Regions from separate parts of the Mus musculus genome. Here region 1 is linked to region 2. Evidence: chromatin loops called from intact Hi-C (ENCODE). Cell type or tissue: heart. All regions are shown on one strand. Links, peaks and the distances in the headings refer to the core of each region. The heading gives the core; the rest is flanking DNA. Region 1 has its middle 19 kb from the start of Gm40451. Region 2 has its middle 14 kb from the start of Gm24154.

What was found. Hi-C counts contacts between places; a loop is a spot of excess contacts. Peaks named below come from ENCODE experiments on the same cell type or tissue, not always from the same donor. Only the 100,000 strongest peaks of a DNase experiment are listed, where the experiment ranks them.
Region 1: it touches region 2 in a loop (2.2-fold over the local background); 1 of 42 quality-filtered maps calls a loop at or near these places.

The regions. Positions count from the first base shown.
Region 1 is chr7:112,653,888-112,658,288 of GRCm38, forward strand. No RefSeq gene overlaps it. Among named protein-coding and RNA genes, the nearest start is that of Gm40451, 19 kb to the right of the region's middle. In heart, for the core only: CTCF peaks have their summits at 1,734 (motif pointing left) and 2,854; a DNase peak (open chromatin) is centred at 2,394; H3K4me3 peaks cover 917 bases; H3K27ac peaks cover 3,557 bases.
Region 2 is chr7:112,601,692-112,606,092 of GRCm38, forward strand. No RefSeq gene overlaps it. Among named protein-coding and RNA genes, the nearest start is that of Gm24154, 14 kb to the right of the region's middle. In heart, for the core only: no CTCF peak of the experiment used is centred there; a DNase peak (open chromatin) is centred at 2,290.

The DNA.
Region 1 (4,401 bases), core at 147-4,146, 52 kb after region 2:
GGCTGTTTTGCTGACATTCTGAATGCTTCTAAGTAAATATTTTTTTTATTAAAAAAAAAGTCCTTCCATGTTCTTTTAAGAGTATAACTATATGGCTGGGCAGTGATGGTACATACCATTAATGCCAGCATTTGGGAGTCAGATACAGACAGATCTCTGAGTTTGAGGCCCACCTGATCTATAGACTGAGTCCCAGGACAGCCAGAGCTAGAAACAGAGAAACCCCATCTCAAAAACACAAACAAACAAACAAACAAACTGAGAAGGCCAGGCGGATTCCATGACAGACCTCAAATTGGCAGTTAAGGAGACGAGACCTAAGAATTGGGCGAGTCAAGATAAGTCAACTACTAATAGATAATCACCCCCCCTCCCCAGGCTCCAGCCTTCACCGCCCCCAGTAATGATTCCGGAATGCCTAGAAATAGAGTAAGATAAAATTCATCTATCCCAGAGCTACAGTGTGCTTTAATTGAGACTGCGAGCTCACTTGGTTGTCTCTCTGTCTTGGTAATGGGAGACCCCAGTATGCTGAACACTCTTTTCATTTACACGCTATTTGAGTCTGGGGCATCATTCTTTGGTGAATCATGGACCCTTACAAAACAAGCAAACAAACGGACAAAAAAAAAAAAAAACCAAAACTATAACTATAAAATTATGATGGGCCTGGGGTCAAATCTGCCCCTCAATTTTGGGGAGATCTCCAGAAAGTTCCTCCAGCACCTAAATTTTCAGTTCCTTGTGCTCACTAGCAGACTAAATGAGATAGAGGAGCAACTCTGAAGATGAAATGAACCTGGGCTTGGTGGTAAAGGCCTGTATTCCCAGCTATTTCCCTGGGAGGCTGAGACAGAGGACTTGCAGGTTTGAGGCCTGCCTGGGGATTGTAGCACAGTAGAAGCTTGTTTGCCTACCATGAGTGAGACCTTAGGTTCAATCTCCAGTACTACAAAAAACTAAAACAAAAGAGCAACAATAACAACTAAAACCAGACAACACACTAAATTACGCACCACACACACACACACTGTAAATGCACAAAATGTTCCATAATTGCCACCCTTTGTTCTTATATGGAACTAATGGGGGGGAGCACTGAATATGGATTCAGAAAGAGATTTGTGGCATCCCAAGACCTCTCCCACTTTCCTATATGGTCTCTCTTCCCTCTTCTCTGGACCTACTCACATTATCATTTGATGAACAAATTATCAAATTATGTGTTAAAAATATGAGTCGGGGGCTAGAGAGATGGCTCAGCAGATAAGAGCACTGACTGCTCTTCTGAAGGTCCTGAATTCAATTCCCAGCAATCACATGGTGGCTCACAACCATTTGTAATGAGATCTGAGGCCCTCTTCTGGTGCATCTGAAGACAGCTATAAGGTACTTATTTATAATAATAAATAAATCTTTGGGCCAGAGCTAGCAGGGACTGAGCTAGTGGAGTTGACTTGAGTGAGCATGGCCAACCAGAGCAAGCAGAGGTCCTAAATTCCATTCCCAACAACCACATGAAGGCTCACAACCTTCTGTACAGCTACAGCGTACTCATATTCATTAAGTAAATAAATAAATAAATAAATAAATAACTCTTAAAGTGTCAGGGGGCTAGAACAATGGCTGAGTGGTTAAGAACTTGCTGCAAGATCTTCCAGTTGATCAGAATTCGGATCCCAGCACCCACACTACAGCTTACAACTGTCTGTAACTACAGTTCTAGGAGATATGACGCCCTCTTCTGGCCTCCACAGAGACTGCGCACACATGGCGCATATATATATATATATATATATATATATATATATATATATATATATATATATGTGTGTGTGTGTGTGTGTGTGTGTATGTATATATATATATATATATATATATACACACATACATACATATACACACACATAGACCATAGACACACAAACATACACACATACATGAAGGCAACATACTCATACATATAACATTTAAAAATATCCTCAGGCCATATTAAAAAAAAATCAGCAAAGATAAAGATTGAGAACAAATTGTAAATACTTGTTAACAACCACATGTTCCAAAGCTTGTCCATCATTTTCTTTGTGTCACAAACACACACAGGAGACACAGGAGCTCATGCAAAAACACATACTTCATATACATGCACACGTTCAGGCTCTCTCTCCTTCTTAGTAGCCAGGACTTGCAACTTCTTAGAAACATGGATTCAGCTTGAGGCCAATTTTCACGGAACATTCTCTTCATTTCTTCCTTCCCTGACCTTTCACAGAAAGCCCATGCAGCCTTAGAAAGCGGCAGGCTTCTCCCCACTCTCCCCACATGGTCTGTACACTGTTTGGCGTCTGGCCTCTCCTGGCTGCGTCTGGTCTCAATGGAATGTGCTTATCAGTCTCACTCCCGGAAAACGAAGCCAAACAGCCCAGTACCCTGGTAGCTAAGAGGCTTGTACAAGCATGTGACATGTCATCAACAAGTGAGCTGACACAGATTCTTCAGGTTCCTTATCTGCCTATAACTTCTACCAGACCGACGTATCTCCCCACGTGCACCCACTCCTCCAAACTCTGTGCTTCCCACATCCACCTCACTCTCTCTTCTGCTCAGCCTATTAGCATCCATTGATTGACATTACAGCTGACAGTGATGACTGGACCAGTGGAGCTCCCTGGCACAGCTTTGTCATCCCCCGGAGGCTAGAGCATGGGGTAATGGGAGGACTTTGGTGTTGCACAGACTTGGCTCTGAGTCCAACTTCCTTTGAAGAGTATTTTTAACATGTCTTCATATCTCTGAACCTGTTTCCTCATCCGTGGAATGCAGAGCTCATCTCTGCCCCGCCAGGCGTTGGTGGGAAATAAGAAGACACACACTACAGATCATACTTTATATTGTCAGCATCATTGTTTTGCCCTAAGGATAGTTACGGTCACCTAGCAGAAACCTAGAACAAATCATGCTCTTTTTGCATCTGCAATTCGGTTGGTTAATTTTTTGTTTGTTTGCTTGCTATTGTTGTTGTTTTTTATTGTTGTTGTGTGGCATTAGAGAGATGGCTCAGCCATTAAGAATGGTGACTAATATTCTAGAGGACGCAGGTTTGACTCCCAGTATTCATTTTGTGGCCCACAACCACCTCTAACTCCAGTTCCATGGGATTCAATACCCTCTTCTGGCCTCTGTGGACACCAGGCTTCTACATAATGCACAGACATACTGGTAGGCAAAACACCCAAACACAAAAAAATAAAATAATGTATAAATTATGGGATGTAGAAACATCAATCCATCTTTTTAAAAGACTGTAGCACAGGGCTGTTGATGCATTTTAACTATATTTTTCTCATTGATTGGCTTTTCCCACCTTGAAGGTGAATGTAGCTAAAAGTACTTTCTCTCTCTCTCTCTCTCTCTCTCTCTCTCTCTCTCTCTCGTGTATATCTGTGTGTCTGTGTCTGTGTATGCATGTGAGAACAGCTTGGGTTGTCAGTCCTTGCTTTTCACCTTGTTTGGGGCAGGATCTCTTTTGTTTTTCTACTGTACATACCAGGCTAGCTTGCCTGAAGATTTTGGGGGTTCTGTCTCTGCCTCACTACAGGCACTGGGATTACAGATGATCATGACCCGTGTCCGGCCTTTACACAGGTTCTGGAGATCTGAACTCAAGTCTCATCCTTACACAGCCAGTACCTTACATACCGAGGCATCTCCTCCTTAGGCCTTTCATCAGTATTCCACTAAGAATTTTGGAGGGACAATAGTATATATATTATATACTTGAGCAAGTCTGCATGAATGTGCGTGCACATTGCTCTCTCTCTCTCTCTCTCTCTCTCTCTCACACACACACACACACACACACACACACACACACACACACAGTGCCAAGAATAGGAATAGTCAAATATGGCCGTCACACAATCTTGCCTCCCAAGCTGGGAGAGAGCATGTGGAAGCATTAGTCAGGACTGAACACCATTGTCCCTGGGGCAGGGAGGCTTGCAGTGTCAGGCTACAAGTTCTGCTTAATGAAGCCTCGAGGTCTTAATTGCTTTGAAATCCACACATACTGCCAGATAGTTCTCAGAATTGGGCAAGCCAGAAACTTAAATGAGGCCCACATAGGAAGCATCTTCTCTATATATCCGAGGTACAGGAAAGGCCTTTGTGAAGATCCAATGGAGATACTTCTTCCTCTGGCCACCTGGGAGAGAATAGTCTAACTTGAGGTCTGAGGTAGGATGTGTTCCAAGCAATCCCAGAGACTGAGAGCTTCACACACACACACACACACACACACACACACACACACACACACACACACACACTGCTGGCCATCCCCTTTAGCTCTCTGTCTTCTGAGCAGTTTCTAGCACTCCAATTCATATTGTGTTGTTTGTT
Region 2 (4,401 bases), core at 113-4,112:
TTTGCACTTTCAAAATGTATGCAGCTCTGTCAAGATTCAGGATCATTTTTCTGCTTAGCAGACAGAAAAGGGAGTCTCAGGGAGGGGTAATTTGCCCACAACTTCTTAGTGTCCAGCCAAGAACAAACTATTAGGTCTCTCTGTTTGGAGCCCACCACCTTTGCGTGAGTCACATGCTCTGTGTCTCTTGAGTCACCAAATGTTCCACATTACAATAAAAGACTCATTGTGAAGCCAATACATGGGTATATAGGTCTCAGAAGTTATTATCCATAAATAGTTTTTGCCCATTTCTTTGTCTGTTTCATTTCATCCAGTGGAGACTGCCCTTCCCCTACCAAGAGACACAGAGCTGGTGAATGGCTCATCTTCTACGGGCCCTTGGCTTCATGGTTAATTCCCTACAAATAATTCAAGGATGAATATGTCTCTGGTCTCCTTTTTAGACCTTTATTCCCAATCAAGAAAAGGGGTGGGACCATTCCTCTCTCTTGAATTCATGTATTTGCACATGTGTGTACACCCATGTGTACATGCACATGCATGTGCCTGTGGAGGCCAGAAATCAACCCTCCATGCCATTCTTTAGGTGTGGTCTACTTTATTTTTGAGACAGAGGCCCTTGTTGTCCTGAAGCTCACCCATTATGCCAGGTTGGCTGGCCAGCTCCCATCTGTGTCACATTAGCCCTGAGATTATGGGCGTGTGCCACCATACCTGATTTTGTTTCCACACGGTCCTGGGGTATCCAGGTCCCATACTTGTCTGACAAGCACTTTAACCAAGTGAGCCATCCCCCTGGTTCTCCCTTGGTGGTTTTGGGAATGAATTTTCCTCATGTCGGGATCTCCGATGAGTCATTTCCCGGATCCTACCATATGACTACTTTGAGCATCTCGAATCACACCTTTGCCACAAGCATCGCCTCCGTGCCTCAGGAAGTGACTTCAGGAACATCCAGGCCTGTGGAGCTGCTTCAGGGTCAGCAGAAGAGTCTAAAACACCACAGGCAAAAATGGAAGACATTGTCAGCCAGGTTGTCCTTGATCTTCCAGGCCTGTCGGGTTCCTGGGGGTAATTCTAGTCAGAAGCCATTTACCACTCTGGGTTGGAAATCCTTTCTACCCTGAGAGCATACCTTCTGTACCTTCTTGTCGGCCCATCAAGAGGTGGGGACAATGAGTCCCCCATCCTTCACAAGAAACCCATTTTAAAGTCTTTACGCCACAGATCTCAGTGTCCTGGGGTATATCTAGGATCCTGAGACCCCTGGAGCACTTGAGTTTATTCATATTGAATGTGTGCCTTAGGGGAAAAGCACTTGAGTTTATTCATATTGAATGTTTGCCTTAGGAAAAAAAAAATTGCTCTAGGTTCCAGAAAATCTGTCCAACTATCTCCCACTGGGCTCCGGGATTCCTAAGATCTTCAGAAGTTGGGCCCAGGATCAACACAAACCCAGCTTCTGCTGCGTTTCCACACATTTCCACATATCCTGTCTGCCTAGCTCCCCGCTCTCCCACTTGTCTTTTCAGAGACAGTCTCATGTAGTCCAGGCTACCTGGAACTTACTCACTGTGTAGCCAAGGGCCCTCTTAAACTTCTGGTGCCCTTGCCTCCTTGTAGGAGGATCACAAACATACACAGTTTATATCGCCTCACGCAGCCTGGGCAAGCATTCTACCAGCAGCTAGCCTGTTTCCTCACCTTTACTCAGCTTGGAGTTCTCACCCCGAGCTCTCTCCTTGGGCTCTAACTGGAGGCTTTCGTTGCTTATGGCCATCTTATAGCATAGGGCAGACAAGCAGAGGACATATTCTTCAGACTAAAGCCAAGTTCAAATTCTGAGACTTTGGTTTACCAGTGGCTCATCCTAAGGAGTCAGTCTTTCTGAGCTCAGTTTCCCCTCATCTTCCCCACCTCCTAGTGGTAATGGTAAAATACAGAAGGTCTGTGGTAAAGGGAGCAAAAAGGTCCAGCTCAGCCTTGATGCGGTGGTCACGTCCCACAGCCCAACTAAACAGACTCCCTTGGTGCTTAGCACAGCTTTCTTAATTAACTTGAAATAAATCTTTGCCAGCTTCCTCGGCTGCCTGGAAGGAATTTCCCCTATGGTCCTGTTTTAGTAAAGAAAGAAGTCAGAAAACTGAACGGTCAGTAGTCAGCAGGTACTGAAGAGAGCTATGAAGTAAGCCGGATGCATCCGGCTTACTTCATAGCTCTTGGCTCTGTCTGGAGTAGAGGAAAACCTGGAATTACTGTAAGTTCATCATAGCAGCTGGTCCAAGCAAAACCCGCCAGACTTGCTTAGAGGCCAGCTCTGGATTGCAGCGATAGCTGTGGCCTTCTGAGAGGCAAGAAGAAATTATTTATCTAACTTTTTTTTTTCTCAGTCCCAACCAAGAATTTTCTTTGGCTCAGAACAATGTTAAGGGCCGGTTCTCATTTGCACGGAACTCATGTGAGGATATGAATCTCTGACAGTGTTTGGAGACTTCTTAGAAAGACAAGCACTTTTCTTTCCACGGGTGCCTGTCTCATGATTCAGGAATAATTATTCATCCAGGAAAGCTAATCCTCGGGTCTCATTTGTGCTTGGATTGTGCCAGAACTGCCCATATAAGCACACTGTAATTTTCCACCGCATGCCGTCTGGGCATCACGAAGAGAGCCACCAAAGGCCATTTACCCTCCTTCCAAATTGGCAGTCTTTGTCTACTTGAACCCATGTTAACCAATGTGGCACATTTTAATGCATCTCACTGTGTCAAGCTGTGGCAGCAAATTAGAGTGCAGATCTTAGCAGCTGCTTCTAGAGCGGCTGTCTGGATTCTTCTCTGCAGCCCCGATGCCTCATGCCAGCCGCAGAAAAATGTGCCTATTAATTATATGTCCTGGAGAGGTTTCAAGACAGCCATGCCTGGCTGAAAATGTTGCCTTTTGTGCCTTCGTGTATGCTCACACTCTCGAGTAAGTGAGCATATATGTGTGCAGGTATGACTGTACCTGTATACACACTTGAGAACAACCTCAGATGTTAGTCCTCAAATGCCTTTTCCTTGACACAGGATTTCCCACCTTGCCTGAAACTCAACCATTGGACTAAAGTAGATGGACAGGGAGCCCCAAGGACCCGCCCCTCTCTACCTCCCCAGACTGTTACAGATGCATGCTATGGAGCCTGACTTTATAAACATTTCATTTGTTTATTTACCCATCTATTGATACATTTACCTCTCTCTCTCTCTCTCTCTCTCTCTCTCTCTCTCTCTCTCTCTCTGTGTGTGTGTGTGTGTGTGTGTGTGTGTGTGTGTGTGTGTGTGTGTAGGGTTGGGAGAGGCACATGAATGTCCCTGAGTTGTAATGGAGGTCAGAGGACGACTTGCAGGAATCTATTCTCTCTTTCTCCCATGGATATAGAACCCAGGGTGTCAGGCATGGCAGCAAGGACCTTTCCCTACTAAGCCAGTCTCTACAGCTGGCTTTCCTTTCTTCTTTAAACGTGGGTTCTGTGGGTTGGACTCTGGTTACTGACCAAGCCATCTCACAGCCCTCAAATGTCCTCATTTTTATATTATTATATGATAAGCTTTGAAGCAAATAGTATTCAGAGGTGACTGAGCAGTCCTGGAATGGAGTAGTGGAGCGTTTGAAGAAAACACCCAGCACCCCCCAATCAGATCCACATCTCCTGTGTCCAAGCAGTTATCATTCCAGAGTTGTGGCCAGTGTTGGTTTAAAGAGCCATTGCGTTTCCTTGGTTTGCCATTCTTCTGGAAATTGGAATAATCCAAGATACTCACAAAAATGGCTATTTTTCCGGCTCCTAAATCATGAACAGAACTTTGTTTGTTTTTTGGTTTTGATGTTGTTGCTGGTTTGGTTCATTTTGGTTTGTTTGGTTTGGTCTTAGTGTGTTTGTTTTTGAAACAGGGTCTCACTCTGTAGCTCTGGCTGGCCTCAATATTGATATGAAGTCCAGGTTGGCCTTGAAACTCGTGGAGATCTACCTGCCTCTGCCTTCCAAGTGCTGAAATTAAAGGCATGTGCATCACACCAAGCTAATCTAATCTAAAGTACTGAAAGGTCAAAATCAATATTCCCCCAAGAAGAGATGTGAGCAGCATTTGAAAGTAGTGCATGAAAGGATCTAGTCAATCAGAGAAATGCTAATCAGCAATGAGATCCTCTGTGGCCTCACACTTGTTAGGGTAGGAGCAAGAAACTATGAGATAGATAGTGTTGAGGTAAAAACACTATGAAAGGACCGGACAGCTTCTGGGACGGGCAGAAGCACAGAGCCGCTGAGGCAGCACCCTTGGCGGGCCGCAGACAGCCGGCCACCGTCCGGACCAGAGGACAGGTGTCCGCCTGGCTTGGGAGGCGGCCTCAGCCTCAGCA